Linked DNA regions of Mus musculus: region 2 is linked to region 1. The links are chromatin loops, found by intact Hi-C in ENCODE. Cell type or tissue: gastrocnemius. All regions are shown on one strand.

Evidence for each region. Peaks named below come from ENCODE experiments on the same cell type or tissue, not always from the same donor. Only the 100,000 strongest peaks of a DNase experiment are listed, where the experiment ranks them.
Region 2: a loop joins it to region 1, with 1.9 times the contacts of the local background. A loop is called at or near these places in 2 of 42 quality-filtered maps.

The regions. Positions count from the first base shown.
Region 1 is chr15:59,678,973-59,682,972 of GRCm38, forward strand. No RefSeq gene overlaps it. Among named protein-coding and RNA genes, the nearest start is that of Trib1, 32 kb to the left of the region's middle. In gastrocnemius, a CTCF peak has its summit at 1,907; DNase peaks (open chromatin) are centred at 1,559, 1,813 and 3,994; H3K4me3 peaks cover 1,425 bases; H3K27ac peaks cover 3,774 bases.
Region 2 is chr15:59,794,051-59,798,050 of GRCm38, forward strand. It overlaps Gm19510 (predicted gene, 19510), which reads right to left and starts at 909. Exons shown (of 4, transcript NR_045076.1): 1 at 597-909. In gastrocnemius, no CTCF peak of the experiment used is centred here; a DNase peak (open chromatin) is centred at 1,807; H3K4me3 peaks cover 312 bases; H3K27ac peaks cover 2,108 bases.

The DNA.
Region 1 (4,000 bases):
TGTTGAGCAAGCACTCTACTGATTGAGCTCTGTCCTCTTTCCAAATCAACCACTCTAAAATGAACAACCCAGTAGTATTCAGCTCTCCACAGGCCTGTGTCACCAGCAACCACCTCTGTCTTCAATAAGCTTTCATTGGCCAAGAGGAAGCCTCAGATCTACGAAGCATCTGCCCTACATTTGAACACTGAGTAAGGCACACAGGGTGTGGCCTTTGGGGTCATACTTCTTCCTAGCTCCTGTCTCTGACATGCCGTGTGTATGGCTTGTGCCAGTATCAGTGCTATAGATGAGGAAACTTTGGTACACAGTTAAGTAATCCACCCACGACTGTTTAACCAGTAAGTAGCCGAACCACAAATCCTCACGGTGTGGCCCTGGGGCCTTGTTCTAGAAGCCTGAGCCATGTAGCAGGGTAGGAAACAACTCTAGAGGTCGAGGAGACGAGTGGAGGAGGGTTGTAGGGTTGCCTGCCTTTCCAGACTGATAGCCCGAACTCCTGGCTAGTTTGACTGCTGTTTGCCCTGTGACCGGTAGCTCTTTCTACATCTCAGTTTCCCTGTCCACACAGAGTTTAGAGTCTGTCTTGAGTTGCTGTGGGAGGCTTGACTGACAGTTCTTGGAAACCTCAGAGTTCTATATGAGCACAGCTATGGCGAGGATCTCTAAGAACTTCCCTGGCACCTAATATATCCCTGACAGAGCTGGCACTCCAATGGGTGAACAGTGGGCACCCTGATCTTCTTGCTCAGTCTGGAGAGCTGCAGGCCCCACCTGGAGGGCACTGTGTCAAACACAGACTTGAAGGAACAAGGCCTTCTATAGAATCTGTTCCAGGCCTGCTAACCTACAGCATACGAGGAAAGCCTACAGTTCATAGGCTGGGGACAGAGCCTTGCTTGGGACAGTTCTGTTGTCACTTTGGAAACCCACTGTCCCAGGCAAGAAGGATTAGAAGGGCAAGGGTACAGAGATGAGAGCAAAGGGGCTGGTGCCCTGTCAGAGTGAGCTTCTAGGATCTCCCCAAGAGAACTCTAGCAAAAAGCTATTAATTCCTCTCTAAGAAGTCGGGTCTCAGAGCTTTCCTTCTGGGATCAAATGAGATGTGACATCATAGGATGAATTGCCAGAGAACAGCATTGTGACTCTCACCCCCCAGTGAGCCCTGGGGTTTGGGGGACAGGTGTGGAATGGTTTTGTGAACTAAGGAAAAAGCAAATGTGGGGTGTGGTATCCTCACAGCAGCTCATCGCTGCTCTTCCCTCTGGTGCAACCTTTTCCGCTTTAGTCTTGTTTAAATCCCAACACTTCCCGTTCCAAATGAAGAACGTTCCAGAATGCTCCGTTAGCACACGGGTTAGTTTATGGGTGATTTATCAGGGCAGTTTCCTGGATTATGGCCTCATCTTCTCTCAGCAAATCCTGTTGAAACACACTTCTGTCAGCTGTAAACCCTGAATGTGGGAAAAGAGCTGACACACAGGCTCCGTCTCCGGAGTAGCGCATTCCCGAGTGTGGGCAGTTCACCAAGACCAGGAAACCTCCGGTTCGGCTCGAGAAGAGGTCACCCTGTGGGCAGGGGCAGCCCTCAGCTGATTGGGACTCGAAGGAACCAGGATTCAGAAATCCTAACCTGGTCTGCCTGGGTTACAGATTCTCTTGCCAGCCCTGGGGGACCAGCTTCCCTCTCCTACCCACTGACCAGTAACGACAGGCTGGATGTCTCTGGGACATTCCGGAACAGGACACAGCTGAGGTTTGACCCAGGCTGCATGGGTCTATGGACACTGGTGAACCGTGAACGGCTTGCCCTGGAGTGACCATCCTGTCCTCGGGCTCTGTAGAAACAGCCCGAGGCACTCAGCCCCAGCCTCCTTCCTGCTTACTGAGACCTTGACCTCTTGCGGTGCCTCTGTGGAGCTGCAGGGCGGCTAGGAAATGAGTTAAGCCGGCATTTCCCACTCCAAGGCTGAGCCCACCCCCGTTTATCCAGCCTTCCCAGAGCAGCAAGGGCTATTTTTTTCCTTTTCTTTTCTTTCTCCCTTTGTAGCATTTCCTGGTTTTCAGCCGAATGAGTCACTTCCTTCTCTGGGTTCCACATAAAACTCAAAAGGTAACTTTTCTCTATGAGTGGATTTTATTTTACCAACACTGATTTTTTTCCCCTTTCTCACTCTTATGGACATGGAAGATGTGCATATTTCTTTTCCTCTTTTCGCTTTGGTTTCTGGGAAGCCTGGAGTCCAGTATGAGGTTCCTCTTGATCAAGTGACTGCTCTGAGCCTTCTAAATTAACTTTGTCCCCGTTTTTCATCTTCAAGCCAAGCCTTTCTTTTTCCATTTTTGATTTTTATGGTATTTGTATTATCAATTTTATTTTAATTGAGGGTTTTATTTACATTTTATTCGAGCGTGTGCTTGAGCGCGTGTGTGCGCACGTAGAAGTCAGAGAACACTCTGTGGGAGTCCATTGTCTTCCTCCATTTTATGGGTCCTGGGGATTTGGTTACAAGCGTCTTTACCCACTGAACCATCTCACTGGCTCAGCAATAGTATTTTTCATGATAGAACTTACATAAATAAAATGTATCCAAGTCAAGTATAGAGTTTGAGGTGACTAATCTTGGTTTTTCAACTTAACTGTGTCTGGAATCAATAAGACCAGGTGCCAAGTGTTCCTGTGAGGGTTTTCTTGATTAGATTATTTGAAGTGGGAAGGTGGACCCTAAATGTGGGCGGCATCTTCTGGCTGCTGCACAGATAAGGGAACATGGAAGAGGGATTTTTTTTTTTTTTGTTTTGTTTTGTTTTGGTATTTTTGACACAGTGGTTCATTATATAAGCCCTGGCTGGCTTAGAACTCAGTGTGTAAACCAGCCTGGCCTCAAACTCATAAGATCATAAGAGACCCACCTGTCTCTGCATTTCTAGTGTTGGGCTTCAGTCTAATATTTGTGCCATGGGAATCAGAGAGATAACTAAGAGGTTTAGAGCAGTGGCTGATTTTCCAGAGGGCATGGGTTCAATTCCTGGCACCCACATGGCAGCTCACACCTGCTTGTAACTCCAGTTCCTCTTCTGGACTCTGCAAGAGGCTCGACGTATGTGCAGGCAAAATACAGCAGATTAAAAATTTTTTTTTGTAAATATTTATTTATTTTATTTATATGAGTACACTGTAGCTGTCTTCAGACACACCAGAAGGCATTGGATCCCATTACAGATGGTTGTGAGCCACCATGTGGTTGCTGGGATCTGAACTCAGGAAGAGCAGTCAGTGCTCTTAACTGCTAAGACATTTCTCCAGCCCCACAACAGACTTTTAAAAACATCTAATGGCAGTCTCGACACATCCTCAGCTGTGCACTTATTCTCATTGTGCCTTTAAGAAGCAGTTGGGGGCTGGGGAGATAGCTCAGTGGTTAGGAGCACTGGCTACTCTTCCAGAGGACCCAAGTTCAATTCCCAGTACCTACATGGCAGCTCACAACTGTCTTTTACTCCAGTTCCAGGGGCTGACATCCTTACATAGATGAATTCAGTCAAAATACCAAGGCACATTAAATAAATAAAAAAGAGAAGCAGTCAGAGTCCTGACTTTCTATAAAGGTCTCAGTTTCAGGGCTCCATGCCCTGAGGCTCTGTGACCGTGTCTTCTGTTCCCAAGCTAGCCATGCATGTACCTGGCCCCACATTTCCTGTCTTCAGCTAGCTTCATGTCTTCATTTCACTGGATTCGAGTTTTCTCTTTATTTCTTGCATCCCAGGATTGATTTCTTTCATATGGGCTCAGCTGTGGATGAAAATGTGTAAGGTTAAAATCACATAGAAATGGGGGATACTGAAGCTGCCGTTGGACCACTGTTTACTTAGAGTCAGCCTACACATTTGACCTGTTATTTTTGTGCATTACAGTATTAGAAAATTATGTATCAATTTCGTTTTCTGCTGCTGTAGCCATCTTGGATTACTGGACTCCTGCCATCTGGACTTGGACTCC
Region 2 (4,000 bases), 120 kb after region 1:
CAGATGCTGAGCCTGTGTGTGTGAGGTCTGTGACCTCACACATGGAAGAGGCAACAGAGAAGTGGGATACAGGAGCTACACATGGAGTAGGGCATCTTCTCACACACAATTGTCTTCAGTGTTTGCACAGTCCTCAAAGACCTTATCATGTCTGTGTTTAACCTTGGAGGAAGCAATCTATTTCATATATGAGGCCAGGCAGGCGACAGCCCTCCAAGTCACATAGCAATCTAGTGGTACCAGAATGGGAACCCACATTCATCTGACTCAGTGTTCTGTCCCCATTGCTCCAGCTGCGTGTATGGTGGCTGATGGAAAGTACTTGGGTGCCTTCAGATTCTCACCGGAGTGACTGTCTTGATAGTCCTTGTAGTAAAGCAGATACCACTCCCATTCCTTTCCTGGGAACAGGCCACTCATGGTATTTGGTTAGGAAAGGGAGTTGTATATGCCATTGTCAAAGACACTAAGGTATGGCCCACTGTCACCACGGGTACGAGATAGGGTCTGTTTTAGTTAGGATTTTACTGCTGAGAACAGACACCATGATCAAGGCAACTCTTATAGAGGATAACATTTAATTGGGGCTGGCTTACCGGCTCAGAGATTCAGTCAATTATCATCACGGCAGGAAGCATGGCAGTGTCCAGGCAGGCATGGTGCTGGAGAAGCTGAGAATTCTACATCTTGTTCCTAAGGCAAACAAGAGAAACTGACTCCTACATGGAGAAGGGTCTCCAAACCCACCCCCTCAGGGACTCACTTCCTCCAACAAGGCCACACCTACTCCAACATGGCAATTTCTAATAGTGCCATTCCCCAAGCCAAGCGTATTTAAATCACCACGGGGTGCTATCGAGGATCCCAAGTAGAGCATCCATTGTCTCTGCAAGCTGAGCCTGGAGTGATGGCTCCACACAGATGATCAATATAATCACTGACCAGGGAGAGTAGACAAGTCCCGACGTCTCTAAACCTGAGAAACCTGCAGGGCTGCCCAAGGGTGACCTCTACTTGGGCCCAGAAAACAAGACAAACAGCTTCTTTTCCATGCCCTGGGACTGACTCATTTTCTAAGAAGCCCAGCCATTCTCTGGGTGGTTTGGAAATCAGCTCAGGACTGAATGAAGCAGGAAAGACAAAGAGTAGGTGGCAGCATCATTGATCCCCACTTATAAAGCACAGAACTCAGCCCCTGAGCCCGGGGATGGGACCATCACAAGACCTCCCTTCTTCATTCCAAAGTACTTGTCCCTCTGAACCTTCAGAGGTCACACTTATAGATCAGCCTTAATCAGGATATTCTAATCTGCCCAGGCCTTAGTTTGAGTTGTGAATTATCAAGGAGATTCAATAGACGAGAGAAAGAGGACTTGCTTGTCACTGGGATGCTTGAGTTTAAATCGTATAGCCTTGTGCTCTGCCATTAATTTGGGAAGACCATGGTCCTTTGGAGTTTAGAAGGACCATCCATAAAATAGAGCTCCTTTGTGTTGTTCCTGTCAGAACCCCGTAAGAGAATACTTCTGTCCCTGAAACCTATCACACACCTAGCAAGAGTGTTAGCTGCTTTCTCCTTCCTGCCTCCTTCCCTCATGACTTTGCCAAGAAGAGATATTTGGATCTGAAGATATCAAATTATTTCAGGCACCCATCTTTTCCAGGTTCTTGCTTTAGAAACAGAGATCAGAAAAGCACAGCCTCTCAGGTTGTTGTGAGACTGACCGAGTCGACAGGAGTACCGCGCCAGCAACAGCTCCGGAAATGCTCAGCTCTGTGGCTGGTTATAAATAGCTCTTCTCTGTGTGGGTGATGCCTCCTTGGCTGGTGCTGTGTGTGCTGTGTGGTCAAGGCTGAACTGACTCACCCTAGAGTGACAGATCTAGGTAGTGACACCCAATGTAGCTGGGCAGAAATAGCTGGGCTCCTTATTAAAACCAAGAGACAGCTCAGATGTTCTTGTGACAGGTGCCTTGGGGCTTTGATAGGCCCAGAGGAGAGATGTCCATGGCTTCCAAGTCACAGGAAATAAAGGAATAAAACAAGCATCTCACTTCCCTATGTCTGCCTCATTCCTTGACCTCTACTAATGGATTCCCTCATAATATGAAACTACTGTCACTGAGGTCATCATTGACCTTCCAGTGGTTAACCCAAAGCCGCCCTTTAAACTAAAGGATATGTCCACTGGCTATGTAGTTCATTTCTCCCTTGACTCCCGGTTCTTCTCCTGCCTCTTTGACTGCCTTGTTTCCATTTCCATTGTGACTTTATCTGTCCCCTCTACCTACCTTCCATCTATCCTTCCTTCCTCCATCTTTAATGGAAGAAAGGTTTACAGAAGTGTGGATATTCCACTAGATGGGACTAACACTAGATGGGATAACAGGAAACTAACACTAGCTTTGAACCTGAAGACCGAGTGTTTGCTAGACTCCAGAAACTCAAGGCTAGGGAAAGTAGCCTGGTGGTAGAATGCTTACCTACCAAGCACAAGAACCCGGGGTCAGTCCCTGGTACCATGGAAATAAACATGAAGGAACAAACAAACTCCTAGAAAGTGAAGCTGTGAGGGGCTTCCTGCCAGGGGCTGAGCCTTTGGCAGAGGAGCGAAACTACCTAGGGGGTAGCCCTTCTGCCTTGGCTTTCCTCCTTATCATCCCTGCTGAGGTCCCCAACATCATGCTGCTACCTCTAAGCCAGAGCCCTCCTCCTCTGATGATAACCCTTATCCCAGAGACTCTTTCCTATCCCAGTGGCCAAGTAGTCGAATTCTGTCTCTTCCAGCAACCGGAGTTACCTGCCTTCTGCCTGGACATCCCTGTCTGTCAGACACCATCAACTCAGGCAGTCCACAGGCCATCATGCCTTCCTGTCATGCTGTCCCTTTCCTGTCTTCTTTTCTATTGTGGCTGGCTTGTCCTTTCCATTGTCATGGATGAGGTCTTATCAGGAACAACCCCCACCCCCAACCTCTTCCAGCAGCATTCTTTTCTCTGCTGATAGGGAATTCATCAGGGTTCTTTCTAAAAGATAACCTTTAATACTATCTTAGCCCTTCTAGAAGTTTTTCTACTCAGCCCATTACATCTTGGATGATGATACAAATCCTGGGCCTGGAGCCCTCTCTGCTCCCCTCCTTCCCTGTTCCCATTTCCCAGTCCTTGGCACCTGTGCACACGTTCCTACAGCTGGGCCATCAGCGGCTCTCCCAGGGGCTTACTCTCTTCTTCTCAAAGACTGGAAGATCCTTCCTTCACCTCCCACAGCAAAGGCCTCAGGCCTTCCTCATCCCATTGAACTCCTCCTCTCCGGAAGGCACTCCCACATCCCAAGCTCAGCAGGGACTGCCTAGAGCCCAGGATCAGTATCTCCTTCTTTCTTTTGTTATCTATGTAAGTTCTCTGACCTCCCCTTGCATTTGGGACCCACCACTGACTCTCTGTTTGCTGAAAGCAGGGGTAGGGGCCCACTTCCCACTTCCGGTTCCAGCAACATTCATCTGGACCGGCCCAGACACATCACACTCTTCCAACCTCCAATCATCCTGTGCCCATGACTGATTCCTGCACCGCCACACCCACTTCAATGGGAAGTGCCTCCTTGCCCTTCAAGGCCTGGGTCTGCAAGCCTGTTTCTGACAGGAATGATGCCTTGTCCCTGTGGATCCTTCGGAAAGCTTGTCACCTCCTGTGGGATGTGCTGAAGGATGGGGCCTCTGTGTGATTAAGTTAACCAAGGTCTACATGCAGTGTAATATAGTCTAGAGACTATTCTGTATGCGTCACACACATCAACGGATTTGATCTGTGTTACAATGCTATAAAGAAAATACTGTTGTGGTTAATATTTTATGGGTTATAACACTGGAACATGACATATTACTAACTTTTCTTGTCGCTATGAGCAATTACCTCATAAGACGTAACATAAGAGTTGGAGGATTCCTTACGGTGGGGAAGTCACGGTGGGGGGAGAATTCCCATGGTGTTTACTCACA